Regions from separate parts of the Mus musculus genome. Here region 2 is linked to region 1. A link is a loop called in an ENCODE intact Hi-C map of the cell type or tissue named here. Cell type or tissue: left cerebral cortex. All regions are shown on one strand. Links, peaks and the distances in the headings refer to the core of each region. The heading gives the core; the rest is flanking DNA. Region 1 has its middle 210 kb from the start of Gm29729. Region 2 has its middle 170 kb from the start of Snhg14.

What was found. Hi-C counts contacts between places; a loop is a spot of excess contacts. Peaks named below come from ENCODE experiments on the same cell type or tissue, not always from the same donor. Only the 100,000 strongest peaks of a DNase experiment are listed, where the experiment ranks them.
Region 2: a loop joins it to region 1, with 12 times the contacts of the local background. A loop is called at or near these places in 6 of 42 quality-filtered maps.

Annotation. Positions count from the first base shown.
Region 1 is chr7:60,728,799-60,737,337 of GRCm38, forward strand. No RefSeq gene overlaps it. Among named protein-coding and RNA genes, the nearest start is that of Gm29729, 210 kb to the right of the region's middle. In left cerebral cortex, for the core only: no CTCF peak of the experiment used is centred there; DNase peaks (open chromatin) are centred at 4,750 and 4,999.
Region 2 is chr7:60,617,649-60,626,187 of GRCm38, forward strand. No RefSeq gene overlaps it. Among named protein-coding and RNA genes, the nearest start is that of Snhg14, 170 kb to the left of the region's middle. In left cerebral cortex, for the core only: no CTCF peak of the experiment used is centred there; DNase peaks (open chromatin) are centred at 4,665 and 5,098; H3K4me3 peaks cover 658 bases; H3K27ac peaks cover 217 bases.

The DNA of each region.
Region 1 (8,539 bases), core at 2,311-7,310:
TATAAACATTCTTTCCTTATACAGGATCTTCTTCTAGCTTCTCTTTCCCTTCCCCCATCCAACATTCTAAGTCTCTGAAATCCAAATTTGTCAATAATTTAGTAGGTTTTTTTTGTTTGTTTGTTTTTGTTTAATGTAGGCACTCACCTAGGTGATGACAAAAGGAACCACACCAAAAAATATGGCATTCACACCTGTTGTAATAAAAAAACTCCACATATTCTCCTTGTGACTTGTCAATTTATTTACAATTAATTACAATAATACCATCAGTAATCCTTTCTTTGTCTTTCATAACTTTAATTTGCATGATTTTAGCTACTCATTCGTTTTAATCACATTCCCTTTCTCTGAGGATATTTAATGACATTAAAATTTTTTATTGGATATTTTCTTTATTTACATTTCAAATGTAATCCTCTTTTTTAGTCTTCCCAGAACCCCCTATCGCATTACCCCTTCCCCGCTTCTATGAGAGTGTTCCCCTACTCACCCACCCACACCCACTCTCCAGCCTTCATATGACCAAGCTACATATGCAGATAAAGCCATGTGTCCTTCAATGTGTACTCCTTGTTTGGTGCTTTAGTCCCTGGGAGCTTTGGGGGAGGGGTATCTCATTGGTTGATACTATTGCTCTTCCTATGGGGTTGCCAACCCCTTTAGGTTTTTAAGTCATTTCTCTTACTCCTCTAGTGGGGACCCCATTGAGGACCTTGTACCCAATCCAATAGTTGGCTGTGAGTATCTTCTTTTGTATTTGTCAGTCTCTGGCAAAGACTCCCAGGACATAGCTATATCAGGCTCCTGCCAACTCCAAAGCTACAGAGGACTGACATATTCTCTAGTGCATTCTTAAAGTATAGTTTTGCACATTAGGAAAGGACCTGCTATAGAATATTGACTACAAAGATGAAGGGAAAACACAATGTGTTCCTGTTGATCTTTGCCATGATATTTAGTAGAATAATAATAAAAAATCTGGGAAAGAGATAAAGAATGAGAGAAATTTAAGGATTCAGTGGACTCCCCAGACTCCTGACACAGGAGCAAAATATCAGTTATGCAGACAGTATTCACAAAGGATTGAGTGTGATGCACGGGGGAACAAAATATCAACCCAGGTCCACCCCTACCACACATATGCCCTTGCACAGTTGTTCTACCCCTACATAGCAGAATTATACTCTCAGAAAATAGGGAGCATCACAAGGGATAGTGACAAATCCAATGGGATTGTAAAAGACTTTTGGGTTCAAAGAGAGAGAGAGAGAGTTATATAGTTCAGCTATCCATAATTTTCTAAGCCGATGGGGGGCATTACACTGTTAACAATAAAACAGCAACAATTATTTACAATCCAGAAACTGGAAGAAATTACAATCAATACATGTGACATTCAGGATAATCAACCCAAGCAGAAAGTATTAGTTTGAATACTACAGGGAAGGCAATACTAGTGAGTGAGCAAGGGCCATGGCTGGGCAGCTGTCCCATATTTTAGGCCAGTTTATCTTCAGAATATAGAGTATCAGCCCATAATGTGACCAGCTCAAAGGAAGGAGAGATTGAACGAAGTGAGATTAGTATACAGCAGAGAAAGGAGATGGGCCATTTGCGGCATACAACTAAGAAGGGGGCTATTATTTATGTAGCCCTTACCCAGGGCGGAATGATATAGGGACACACTAGAGAAGAGCTATGAAGAGGAAGCTGGAGAAGGTCCTAACACCCTTCTTATGAAGCCACACAGGTGCTCAGTGATTACAGTAGAAATAAAGTTGTTTTGTCATGAGACAATCATTTTATCCAGCGATTAGCATTGCATCAGTAGCCTGAAGTATATAGCCTTCAACTATTTTGCTTGTGTACTGCACTATGATGTGATGATCAATTGGAGAATTGATTAATAGTCTCATTAAATTATCTGATTTCAATATTAAGCCTTACTGGCCTGGCTTGTTTGTAGTATCTCTGCTCATTGTAAACATTTGGAGCCCCATCTAGAAGTGTGATGTAGATCTTTCCACAGCAGAAGGAAATGCACTAGCAGGTGGTCCAACCCCCTCCAGTGGTGGTAACCCAGCTGACTAGAAGAAAGAGGAAAGAATGTAAAAAGAATCTCAGGAGTGTGATGATGACCTGGGATTTGGCCTTTTTAATCTTATCATTTTAAACATTAACATGTTCAATAAAAAGCTAAAGCTATTTGTTGTTGTTGTTGTTGTTGTTGTGTTTTAGTTCTGAAATTTCAACCTCACCACCTTTCCAGGTGCACAGAATGCTAAGACAGAAGATTCCATCCTTGATTTTGTTCTATTGTACAGAGAATGATCAGAATTTGTAGAATGATAAAAGTTCTTAAATCATTATTTTGTGGCAACGTTTTTCCAAGTAGACTAAATTTCCCTTAATAATAGACCAATTGCAATGAAAGACTTTATTTTTTTAGATTTTAAAAATATTATGTACTTGTGTATTGGCATTACCCTTTATTCTGTCTTTGTGGCATGTCTCCAGTGCCTATGGAGGCCAGAAAAGAGTGTCTCACATTTCCTGGGACTAAAGACAGATGCTTGTGAGTTGAAATGTGGGTACAGAACATTGAACCTGGATCCTCTGGAAAAGCAGTTAGATTTCTTAACTGCTGAGTCATTGGTCTAGTGACAAGTCAATTTTTAAACACCCATTCTAGTTACTAATTTTAACATTCAGGCTCAGGAGAAAAGGATTGAATGCCCTAATACAAACAGATGTTTCTGGAGACTAGAGAAGGATATCCATATAAGAAAAGAATAAAAAATGCTAGAGAAATGTAATATTTCGACTTACATATGTTAAGAAATTTTATTATCATATGACAGTGACAGAAAACCATGGAAACGTGTCATATGAACCATATCATAAAAGTCTTGGCTCTAGGATGCTATTCTTTTTTGTTTGTTTGTTTTGTTTATTTCCAGACAGGGTTTGTCTGTATAGCCCTGGATGTCCTGGAACTCATTTTGTAGACCAGACTGGCCTTGAACCCAGAAATCCAACTGCCTCTGCCTCCCAAGTGCTGGGAGTAAAGGCATGTTACTACAGCCCGGATTAGGACTCTAATCTTGATATCGTAAAGAAATAACATACAAGATAGACAGCAATATAAAAATCAACTTACTGAAAAGCTTTCACACACCCATGGTAGGAAATTCTAAATCTTGTTCAGAAGCAGTGTTATAATTCATACACAATATGAAGATAATTTATGGCATATAAATAGGGTGACATTACTGTCAGCCTATGTTAAGAGGCTTAACATAGTTAACATGAGGACATAAGTTATGAGGACTGGGACATAGTTGCCTTCCCTGGTCCCCAGTACCAATGATTCTCAAATCTAGCCACTTATTTAAGCTCAGTGTGATACTTTCCTTTTCTGAACACCCTCATTACCCTCCAACTAAGCCAAACACATTTTGCAGTTTCTAGGAAAGACTCTCCAAAGAATTTTGACCTCTAAGTTCCATTTTGCTATGGAGACATTGTTTCCAAAATTTGTCACGTTTTGTTATTATCTCTGAGAAGCCTTTCAATTTCTAACAAGAGACTGACTGAAAGGGGTGTATGTAGAGGGAGGAGAGATGGGGAGAAACTGTGAGGGGTGAGGGAGGGGAAACTGTAATTAGAATATATTGAATGATAAATCTATTTTCAATAAAAAACAAAACTTCATCATCTGAGAATTATCTTTCTTTAATAAAATTTCATTTATGATCTAGAACCTTATTTCTGAATATCTGTACTCTTTTACATAAAAGTGTATTTAAACTAGAATCATTTTTAAGGGAGGGAGAAATTACGACCATGCACAACTGAGTGTGTTTCTTCTCCTGCACCATTTTCCAGATGAAGTCTTATTACTTTGATCCTACTTCAGCCAGAGTCTCTCTTAGTGCTTAACAATTTTCTATCCAATGATCCTTCATGCACTCCTTAGCTATAAATAAATCAAGAATATCTGATGTAATCTGATATAACCCTAATATCCCAACCATAAGACTATGTTGAAGTTTCTTTTCCCGTCATAATCATCAGCTTCACTGTGGCCAGTTTTAAAAAGAGTACTGAATAATTAACACACACACACACACACACCCTTTTGTGGCAAAAACACTTGAATATGCATTATGTGGCATGACACTTGAAAATGTATTTTGTGACAGAAGAAAATATCATATACAAGCATACACACAAACACACATATATATACATACATATATGGATGTATGCATCATTCCTGTTTAGATATTATATTGGTAGAAAATTACTGGATGTTAGAACTAAAAGCCTGTAAGACATACACACTGTATTTAAGAAAATCACACTGAACGTTTTATTTTTTAAGCCTTCAAACCTCCAGAAAATTCAATGTAAATATTTTAACTTTAAAAATAAACACCAGATTGAGCCATCTCCCGCCCCCGCCGATCTGATTTAATGCTAACCCTGGAGCATTTTCCTATCCTTTATAAAAGCAAATACTTAGGGCTCATTTATAAAGGTACAGCTACAGAAAAGCAGCTCAGTAGAAAAAGCCGAGACGCCTAAAATCCGTATGATTGCGAATTCATTAGCTAATCGATTTCGGATTTTATCAAAACTTGAAAACTGAAGATGAATCCGGAATCACACAGTGCTCCTGCGACAACAGGAAGTTAACTCAGCCTGACAGTGCATCTCTGTTTGTGGCTCGGAGAAATCCTCAAAGAAGAGAATCTTTGGTCCCGAGGGCTTCTTTTTTTTTTTCTTTTTTAAGTTTTTATTGGTTTATTTACATTTCAAATGTTATCCCCCTTCCAGGTTTCCTCTCCACAAACCTCCCTTTCCCCCTGCATCTCAGTCCCCTCTGCATCTATGAAGTTGCTCTCCCACGGACCAACCCACTTTCCTGCTTCACCCCAGTCTTTCACTAAGCTGCGTTATCAAGCCTGTCTTTCCTCCACAGGCTAGTCGCATCCACTGTGCAGGTTTGTGACGCATTTCCTGCTGTGGCCGGTCTTGCCAAGGGGAGAGTAAAGCAGAGACCGCCACCATGGCGCGGGAGGTGGGAGGGGGGTTGGGGTGGGAATGAAACAGTTTGAAAGTGGGTTTTCAACAGTCGGTATTCTCTAGAAAGCATATAATTTAAAAGATTTGTAAAAACGAAGGGGACATCGCCATAAGGAATGTCTCCATCAGACAGCGAGAAGCTGCAGAGGAAAAAATGCCAAAAATACAGGGACCGAAATTTTCTTTGTGATTACCCCACTTATCACCCCTTTCCGAAGTAATTTATGCAGAAGCAATGAAATCATCGACGGTAAAAATTATTATGCACAAAGTATAATACTGCATTTTCTAATATAGCTTACTTTGGTATTTTAATGTCTATTTAGGACTTTAAAATTTCTTAAAATATACAACGAAGTTAGCACATACCTCACCTTTTAACAAATACTGTTTCATGGTTAGGTACTATAATAGTTGTACATTTTGCATAATAGTCTAAAATACAAATTGAAGCATATAAAGAAAAAGAAACATGAACTGTAGTCTGTTACAGATAGAAAGATGGCTCTCTTTAAAATAAGCAAATGGTCTACCACTGAACTATATTTTCACACATGTGAAGGTTTTCGAGTTTAGATTTGGATGCCCAGATCGAATTTTCTATTTTGCTAAGTAATAACTAAAAGAATTGGGAAGCATTGGATAGTTTTGTTACAAATTTGTTTATTATTTTTAAGGTAAAGCTAGGCTATGTATTCCATGATCGTCATTAAATAAACACATTGCATTTACCTGTTTGTGAATGAATGTGTGTAAAACAAAAATTAGAACATTCACAACACTTGTAGGAGTTTTTAATTTTTAGTTCTTGCTTCCAGGTAATTAACTATGACATCATATACACTTGGAAAGTTTGTTTATCTCTTGGCTACATGCCTTAGCAAGAAAAGGGGTTCTATGATTTTTCCTGTTATTCCTTAACTGTAAAGTTTATGAAAACCCCACTATTCATTATTCCGTGATGATTTCATCCAATTTTGAAAGGTAGAATATCAGTGTCCCTGGTAATGCAGGAGGACTATAATCTCTGGTCCTTGGGAGGATGAGGACATAGATTACAGATTTGTGTGCACCTCAAAACACCTCAAAGTTTATTCCCTTAAAGTTATTGAAATTTTATCACAGAAGAACATAATTCACTGGTAAAGCTGATATTTTTTCAGATATGTGTGTTGTATTTGGAATAACTATATACATTAGGAAACTAGTAAAGCAGTATGGAAATGCATTTAAAGAAAGAGAATGCTTTATAAACCAGTGAGTGGTATAAAGGGCTAAAGGAAAATTATGATACATCGAGGATTAATCAGTGAGGGCAATAGAAGAGCAGAATAAAGGAAGGAACATAGAAAAGGATAAATAGTACTGAAGGAATTTTGAATAAGTCATATGGAAAGTGACTACTCTAAAAGTTTCCTTAATATGTATATACACATAACAATATTTAACCAATAGGGTTAACTGATAACAGAATAACCCTTTCTTTACTAAACACTACAGGCTAACAAATATAAAATCTAATACCAGAAATGTGTTACCTCTTTGTATTGGCTTGTTTTCTAGGGAGATCCTATTCATTGTAATGGTATTGTTAACGTTCTTGGTTAAACTGCCCTTTAGCTGAACACACTACATTCTTAAGTTATAGAAGAGTGGGTAATCAATATAGAATTGACCTGTAAGCTTGATCCCTAATGGATATCTTTCATGGCACTGGAAGCAGTTCTATGCCACCAGAGGAGGAAAGAAATCAATCACACTAGGCTTTGAATCCCCGTGATTAAAGAGACTGTACTGCTAAAAATGCCAACTGATACAATTGTTACATGAATTTCATGGATGTACTCAATAGTTTTCTACACCTAACACTTAACTCTTATTGCTATTACAACCAGAAATCTGTGGGTAGACAAACACAATACCCTTGGAAAGTAACTATGATTATTGCTCTGTTCATAGTATTTGATCAATTTATAATAGTGTAAAGCTCATATTTTGGTATATCTTTCAGTCTTCTACAGAGTCAAAATTAAGTAAATGTATATATAGGAGAAGCAGAATAACAGTAAAGATGACGAGGTGGCCATGACAATGAAAGGAAATCTGCAACTGATGGTAGTAAGGAGATGTGGGGGGGGGGAGGGGCGTGGCGTCTAGAGGACAAGCTAGAGACCTGGGATAATAGAGGTGCCCAGGAATCATTGTGGGTCACCTTACATGTGACTAATTACTTTGAGGATATGGAACCTGAAGTTGCTACCTCCTGTAGGCAGGCAGGAACCTCATTGAAGTAATAGATACACCAAAGGACCCACAGAACTTTCAACCCAAAATTTATCCTGTTTACAAGAAATATAAAGACAGGGGATGGAGAAGAAAATAAGGGGATTGCCAAACAACAACTAGCCCAACTTGAGACCAAAGCCATGGGTAAACACCAATCCCTAACACTACTAATGATACTCTGTTAGGCTTGCAGTCGGGATCATGTTGTTTTCTGAGAGGCTCCACCAAGCAGCTGAATCAGACAGATAGAGAAACCCACAGCAAAAGAATGAATGGAGCTTGGGGGCTCTTTTGGAAGAATAGAAGTAATGATTGTGGCCCCTGAATTGAATAGAGTCTCCACAGTAGACTAAGTCAAATCAACTGGGGCTCTCAGAGGCTGAACCACTAACCAAAGTACACACATGGGCTGCATCTAGGCCTCCCTGCTTCTATGTAGCAGATTGGTAGCTTAGCATTCATGTGGGTCCTGGACAACTGGAACAGGGTTTATCCCAGAAGCAGTTGTTTGTATGTGAGTTATGTATTACTAGCTGGGCTTTCTTGCCTGGCCTCTATGGGAGAAGAAGAACCTATCCTTGCAGAAATGTGAAGTGCCATGGTTGCAGGAGATACCCCAGTTGAAGACCTTACCTGCTCAGAGGAGAAGGAGGAGGAGGGGAAGAAGCAATGTGGGAATGCGCGACTTGGAGGCAGACAAAAAGCAAAATTAAATTAAAAAAATATAAAACATTGATACCTTTACATCAAAAGAAACTTTTAATCATAAATTTAGTAATAAATACAATAGGGTTCGATATATATATATATATATACATATATATATATATATATATATATATATATATATATGTATGTATATATATATATATTATACAAAAAAGAAGATACAATTTGAAAAACAAATGTAACTCAAGAAGAAGGAATACCAAACTGTGGATATTTCGATCCTTCTTAGAAGGGGGAACAAAATACCCATGGAAGGAGTTACAAAGGCAAAGTTCAAAGCAGAGACTGAAGGAATGAACATCCAGAAACTGCCCCACCTGGGGATCTATCCCATAAATAACCACCAAATCCAGGCACTATTGTGGATGCCAACAAGTGCTTGCTGACAGGAGCCAGAAATGGCTGTCTCCTGATAGGCTCTGCCAGTGCC
Region 2 (8,539 bases), core at 1,772-6,771, 110 kb before region 1:
GAAAAAAAGGGGAAAAAAAAAGGCTGATCTCTGAATGTATATTCTCTTTTGTGATCAATTTCCCTTAGACTTAGGAAGGTGTTCTATTTCCTATTTTATAAACATTCTTTCCTTACACAGGATCTTCTTCTAGCTTCTCTTTCCCTTCCCCCATCCAACATTCTAAGTCTCTGAAAACCAAATTTGTCAATAATTTAGTAGTTTTTTTTTTTTTTTTTTTTTTTTTAATATAGGCACACACATAGGTGATGACCAAAGGAACCACACCAAAAAATATGGCATTCACACCTGTTGTAATAAAAAAATCCAAATATTCTCCTTGTGAATTGTCAATTTATTTACAATTAATTACAATAATACCATCAGTAATCCTTTCTTTGTCTTTCATATAATTTGCATGATTTTAGCTACTCATTCCTTTTAATCACATTCCCTTTCTCTGAGGAAATTTAATGACATTAAAATTTTTTATTGGATATTTTCTTTCATTACATTTCAAATGTAATTCTCTTTTTTAGTCTCCCCAGAACCCCCTATCCCATTACCCCTTTCCTGCTTCTATGAGAGTGTTCCCCTACTCACCCACCCACACCCACTCTCCAGCCTTCATATGACCAAGCTACATATGCAGATAAAGCCATGTGTCCTTCAATGTGTACTCCTTGTTTGGTGCTTTAGTCCCTGAGAGCTTTGGGGGAGGGGGGATCTCATTGGTTGATATTATTGTTCTTCCTATGGGGTTGTAAACCCCTTTAGCTTTTTAAGTCCTTTCTCTTACTCCTCTAGTGGGGACCCCATTGAGGACCTTGTACCCAATCCAATAGTTGGCTGTGAGTATCTGCTTCTGTATTTGTCAGTCTCTGGCAAAGACTCCCAAGACATAGCTATACCAGGCTCCTGCCAATTCAAAAGCTACAGAGGACTGACATATTCTCTAGTGTATTCTTAAAATATAGTTTTGCACATTAGGAAATGACCTGCTATAGAATATTGACTACAAAGATGAAGGGAAAACACAATGTGTTCCTGTTGATATTTGCAATGATATTTAGTAGAATAATAATAAAAAAGCTGGGAAATGATAAAGAATGAGAGAAACTTAAGGATTCAGTGGACTCCTCAGACTCCTGACACAGGAGCAAAATATCAGTTAAGCAGACAGTATTCACAAAGGATTGAGAGTGATGCACAGGGGAACAAAAGATCAACCCAGGTCCACCCCTACCACACATATGCCCTTGCACAGTTGTTCTACCCCTACATAGCAGAATTATACTCTCAGAAAATAGGGAGCATCACAAGGGATAGTGACAAATCCAATGGGATTGTAAAAGACTTTGTGGGTTCAAAGAGAGAGAGTTATAGAGTTCAGCTATCCTTAATTTTCTAAGCAGATGGGGGACATTACACTGTTAACAATAAAAGAGCAATGATTATTTACAATCAAGAAATTGGAAGAAATTACAATCAAGACATGTGATATTCAGGATTATCAACCCAAGCAGAAATTATTAGTTTGAATACTACAGGGAAGGCAATACCAGTGAGTGAGCAAAGGCCATGGCTGGACAGCTGTCCCATATTTCAGGCCAGTTTATCTTCAGAATATTCAGTATCAGCCCACAATGTGACCAGCTCTAAGGAAGGACAGATTGAACAAAGTGAGATTAGTATACAGCAGAGAAAGGAGATGGGCCATTTGCAGCATACAACTAAGTAGTGAGCTATTATTTATGGAGCCCTTACCCAGGGCAGAATGATATAGGGACACCCTAGAGAAGAGCTATGAAGAGGAAGCTGGAGAAGGTCCTAACACCCTTCTTATGAAGCCACACAGGTGCTCAGTGATTACAGTGGAAATAAAGTTGTTTTGTCATGAGACAATCATTTTATCCAGCGATTAGCATTGCATCAGTAGCCTGAAGTATATAGCTTTCTTCTATTTTGTTTGTTTACTGCACTATGATGTGATGATCAATAAGAGAATTGATTAATAGTCTCATTAAATTATCTGATTTCAATATTAAGCCTTACTGGCCTGGCTTGTTTGTAGTATCTCTGCTCATTGTAAACATTTGGAGCCCCATCTAGAAGTGTGATGTAGAGGTGTGATCTTTCCAAAGCACAAGGAAATGCAGTAGCAGGTGGTCCAAACCCCTCCAGTGGTGGTAACCCAGCTGACTAGAAGAAAGAGGAAAGAATGTAAAAAGAATCTCAGGAGTCTGATGATGACCTGGGATTTGGCCTTTTTAATCTTATCATTTTAAACATTAACATGTTCAATAAAAAGCTAAAGCTATTTGTGTTGTTGTTGTTGTTGTATTTTAGTTCTGAAATTTCAACCTCACCACCTTTCCAGGTGCACAGAAAGCTAAGACAGAAAATTCCATCCTTGATTTTGTTCTATTGTACAGAGAATGATCAGAATTTGTAGAATGATAAAAATTCTAAAATCATTATTTTGTGGCAACATTTTTCCAAGTAGACTAAATTTCCCTTAATAATAGGCCAATTGCAATGAAAGACTTTATTTTTTTAGATTTTTAAAATATTATGTATTTTTGTATTGGCATTACCCTTTATTGTGTCTGTGTGGCGTGTCTCCAGTGCCTATGGAGGCCAGAAAAGAGTGTCTCACTTCTCCTGGGACTAAAGACAGATGCTTGTCAGTTGAAATGTGGGTGCAGAAAATTGAACTTGGCTCCTCTGGAAAAGCAGTTATATCTCTTAACTGCTGAGTCATTGGTCTAGTGACAAGTCAATTTTTAAACACCCATTCTAGTTACTAATTTTAACATTCAGGCTCAGGAGAAAAGGATTGAATGCCCTAATACAAACAGATGTTTCTGGAGACTATAGAAGGATATCCATATATGAAAATAATAAAAAAGGCTAGAGTAATGAAATATTTCGACTTAGATATGTTAAGAAATTTTATTATCATATGACAGTGACAGAAAACCATGGAAACATGTCATATGAACCATATCATAAAAGTCTTGGCTCTAGGACGCTATTCTTTTTTGTTTGTTTTGTTTTGTTTATTTCCAGACAGGGTTTCTCTGTATAGCCCTGGCTGTCCTGGAACTCATTTTGTAGACCAGACTGGCCTTGAACCCAGAAATCCAACTGCCTCTGCCTCCCAAGTGCTGGGAGTAAAGGGGTGTACCACTATAGCCCGCCTTAGGACTCTATTCTTGATATCGTAAAGAAATAACATACAAGATAGACAGCAATATAAAAATCAACTTACTGAAAAGCTTTCACACACCCATGGTAGGAAATTCTAAATCTTGTTCAGAAGCAGTGTTATAATTCATACACAATATGAAGATAATTTATGGCATCCAAAAAGGTGACATTACTGTCAGCCTATGTTAAGAGGCTTAACATAGTTAACATGAGGACATAAGTTATGAGGACTGGGACATAGTTGTTTTCCCTGGTCCCCAGTTCCATTGATTCTCAAATCTAGCCACTTATTTAAGCTCAGTGTGATACTTTCCTTTTCTGAACACCCTCATTACCCTCCAACTAAGCCAAACACATTTTGCAGTTTCTAGGAAAGACTCTCCAAAGAATTTTGACCTCTAAGTTCCATTTTGCTATGGAGACATTGTTTCCAAAATTTGTCACGTTTTGTTATTATCTCTGAGAAGCCTTTCATTTTCTAACAAGAGACTGACTGAAAGGGGTGTATGCAGAGGGAGGAGAGATGGGGAGAAACTGTGAGGGGTGAGGGAGGGGAAACTGCAATTAGAATATATTGAATGATAAATCTATTTTCAATAAAAAAAACAAAACTTCATCATGTGAGAATTATCTTTCTTTAATAAAATTTCATTTATGATCCAGAACCTTATTTCTGAATATCTGTACTCTTTTACATAAAAGTGTATTTAAACTAGAATCATTTTTAAGGGAGGGAGAAATTACAACCATGCACAACTGAGTGTGTTTCTTCTCCTTCACCATTTTCCAAATGAAGTCTTATTACTTTGATCCTACTTCAGCCAGAGTCTCTCTTAGTGCTTAACAATTTTCTATCCAACGATCCTTCACACACTCCTTAGCTATAAATAAATCAAGAATATCTGATGTAATCTGATATAACCCTAATATCCCAACCATAAGACTATGTTGAAGTTTCTTTTCCTGTCATAATCATCAGCTTCACTGTGGCCAGTTTTAAAAAGAGTACTGAATAATTAACACACACACACACAAACACACACACACAAACACCCCCTTTTGTGGCAAAAACACTTGAATATGCATTATGTGGCATGACACTTGAAAATGTATTGTGTGACTGAAGCAAATATCATATACAAGCATACAAACACACACACATATAAACATACATATATGGATGTATGTATCATTCTTGTTTAGAGATAATATTGGTATAAAATTATTGGATGTTAGAACTAAAAGCCAAACGTCTGTAAGACATACACACTGTATTTAAGAAAATCACACTGAACGTTTTATTTTTAAGCCTTCAAACCTCCTGGAAATTCAATGTAAATATTTTAACTTTAAAAATAAACACCAGATTGAGCCATCTCCCGCCCCCGCTGATCTGATTTAACGCTAATGCTGGAGTATTTTCCTATCCTTTATAAAAGCAAATACTTAGGGCTCATTTATAAAGCTACAGCTACAGAAAAGCAGCTCAGTAGAAAAAGCCGAGACTCCTAAAATCCGTATGATTGCGAATTCATTAGCTAATCGATTTCGGATTTTATCAAAACTTGAAAACTGAAGATGAATCCGGAATCACACAGTGCTCCTGCGACAACAGGAGGTTAACTCAGCCTGACAGTCCATCTCTGTTTGTGGCTCAGAGAAATCCTCAAAGAAGAGAATCTTTGGTCCCCAGGGCTTCTTCTCTTTTTTTTAAAGTTTTTATTGGTTTATTTACATTTCAAATGTATTCTCCCTTCCAGGTTTCTTCTCCGCAAACCTCCCTTTCCCCCTGCATCTCAGTCCCCTCTGCATCTATGAAGGTGCTCTCCCACGGACCCACCCATTCTCCTGCCTCACACGGAGTCTTTCACTATGCTGCATTATCAAGCCTGTCTTTCCTCTTCAGGCTCGTCGCATCCACTGCGCAGGTTTGTGACGCATTTCCTGCTGTGGCTGGTCTTGCGGAGAGGAGACTAAAGCGGCAACAGCGACTGAGGCTGCGGCGGTGGGAGGGGGGTGGGGTGGAAAGGAAGCAGTTTGAAAGTGGGTTTTCAACATTCGGTATTCTCTAGAAAGCATATAATTTAAAAGAATTGTAAAAACGAACGGAAGATCGCCATAAGGAAAATCTCCAACGGACAGCGAGAAGCTTCAGTGAAAAAATGGAAAAAATTACAGGGACTGAAATTTTCTTTGTGATTACCCCACGTATCACCTCATTGTGAAGTAATTTAAGTAGAAGCAATGAAATCGTCGATAGTAAAAATTATTATGCACAAAGTATAATACTGTATTTTCTAATATAGCTTACTTTGATATTTTAATGTCTATTTAGGACTTTACAATTTCTTAAAATAGACAACGAAGTTAGCACATACCTCACCTTTTAACAAATACTGTTTCAGGATTAGGTCCTATAACAGTTGTACATTTTGCATAATAGTATAGAATACAAATTGAAGCATATGAAGAAAAAGAAACATGAACTGCAGTCTGTTACAGATAGAAAGATGGCTTTCTTTAATATAAGCAAATGGTCTACCACTGAACTATATTTTCACACACTTGTAGGTTTTCGAGTTTAGATTTGGATGTCCAGATCGAATTTTCTATTTTGCTAAGTAATAACTAAAAGAATTGGGAAGCATTGGATAGTTTTGTTACAAATTTGTTTATTATTTTTAAGGTAAAGCTAGGCTATGTATTCCATGATCGTCATTAAATAAACACATTGCATTTACCTGTTTGTGAATGAATGTGTGTAAAACAAAAATTATTAGAACATTCATAACACTTGTAGGAGTTTTTAATTTTTAGTTCTTGCTTCCAGGTAATTAACTATGACATTATAAACACTTGGAAAGTTTGTTTATCTCTTGGCTACATGCCTTAGCAAGAGAAGGGGTTCTATGATTTTTCCTGTTATTCCTTAACTGTAAAGTTTATGAAAACCCCACTATTCATTATTCCGTGATGATTTCATCCAATTTTGAAAGGTAGAATATCAGTGCCCCTGGTAATGCAGGAGGACTATAATCTCTGGTCCTTGGGAGGATGAGGACATAGATTACAGATTTGTGTGCACCTCAAAACACCTCAAAGTTTATTCCCTTAAAGTTATTGAAATTTTGTCACAAAAGAACATAATTCAGAGGTAAAGTTGATATTTTTACAGATATGTGTGTTGTATTTCGAATAACTATATACATTAGGAAACTAGTAAAGGAGTATGGAAATGCATTTAAAGAAAGAGAATGCTTTATAAACCAGTGAGTGGTATAAAGGGCTAAAGGAAAATTATGATACATCGAGGATTAATCAGTGAGGGCAATAGAAGAGCAGAATAAAGGAAGGAACATAGAAAAGGATAAATAGTACTGGAGGCATTTTGAATAAGTCATATGGAAAGTGACTACTCTAAAAGTGTCCTTAATATGTATATACACATACCAATATTTAACCAATAGGGTTAACTGATAACAGAATAACCCTTTCTTTCCTAAACACTACAGGCTAGCAAATATAAAATCTAATACCAGAAATGTATTACATCTTTGTCTTGGCTTGTTTTCTAGGGAGATCCTATTCATTGCAATGCTATTGTTACCATTCTTGGTTAAACTGCCCTTTAGCTGAACACACTACATTCTTAAGTTATAGAAGAGTGGGAAATCAATATAGAATTGACCTGTAAGCTTGATCCCTAATGGATATCTTTCATGGCACTGGAAGCAGTTCTATGTCACCAGAGGAGGAAAGAAATCAATCACACTAGGCTTTGAATCCCAGTAATTAAAGAGACTGTATTGCTAAAAAACTCCAACTGATACAATTGTTACATGAATTTCATGGATGTACTCAATAGTTTTCTACACTTAACACTTAACTCTTTTTGCTCTTACAGCCAGAAACCTGTGGGTAGGCAAACACAATATCCTTGAAAAGTATGATTATTGCTCTGTTCATAGTATTTGATCAATTTATAATAGTGTAGTGCTCATAGATTGGTACATCTTTCAGTCTTCTACAGAGTCAAAATTAAGTAAATGTATATATATATACATATATATATATATATATATATATATGTATATATATATGAAAAGCAGAAGGAAAGTAAAGATGACGAGGTGGCCATGACAATGAAAGGAAATCTGCAACTGATGGTAGTAAGGAGATGGGGGGGGGGGGCGTCTAGAGGACAAGCTAGAGAACTGGGATAATAGAGGTGCCCAGGAATCATTGTGGGTCACCTTACATGTGACTGATTACCTTGAGGATATGGAACCTGAAGATGCCACCTCCTGTAGCCAGGTAGGAACCTCATTGAAGTAATAGAGACACAAAAGGACCCACAGAACTTTCAACCCAAAATTTATCCTGTTTACAAGAAATGTAAGGACAGGGGATGGAGAAGAAACTAAGGGGATTGCCAAACAACAACTAGCCAAACTTGAGACCAAAGACATGGGTAAGCACCATTCCCTAACACTACTAATGATACTCTGATAGGCTTGCAGTTGGGATCATGTTGTTTTCTGAGAGGCTCCACCAAGCAGCTGAATCAGACAGATATAGAAACTCACAGCAAAAGAGTGAATGGAGCTTGGGGGCTATTTTGGAAGAATAGAAGTAATGATTGTGGCACCTGAATTGAATAGAGAATCCACAGTAGACTACGTCAAATCAACTTGGGCTTTCAGAGGCTGAACCACTAACCAAAGTACACACATAGGCTGGATCTAGGCCTCCCTGCTTCTATGTAGCAGATATGTAGCTTAGCATTCATGTGAGTCCTGGACAACTGGAACAGGTTTTATCCCAAAAGCAGTTGTTTGTATGTGAATTATGTATTACTAGCTGGGCTTTCTTGCCGGGCCTCTATGGGAGAAGAAGAACCTATCCTTGCAGAGATTTGAAGTGCCATGTTTGCAGGAGATACCCCAGTTGAGGACCTTACCTGCTCAGAGGAGAAGGAGGAGGAGGGGAAGAAGCAATGTGGGAATGGGCGACTTGGTGGCAGACAAAAAACAAAATTAAATTAAAAAAATATAAAACATTGATACCTTTACATCAAAAGAAACTTTTAATCATAAATTTAGTAATAAATACAATAAGGTTTGATATATATATTAAACTTAATTTAAGCTAGATTGAATATACTTAGGAATTTGTAGACCATATATATCAAAGACATCTATAAAAGATGTTGGTATTTATTTAATAAGTGGATATTAGCAAAAAATGTAACAAACAAATACAAAACAGTACAGAATACCCAGGATACACAGAACTCATCTCAACAAGCTGAAGTGCCCAAGACAGGATGCCTCAGTCCCACTGGAGA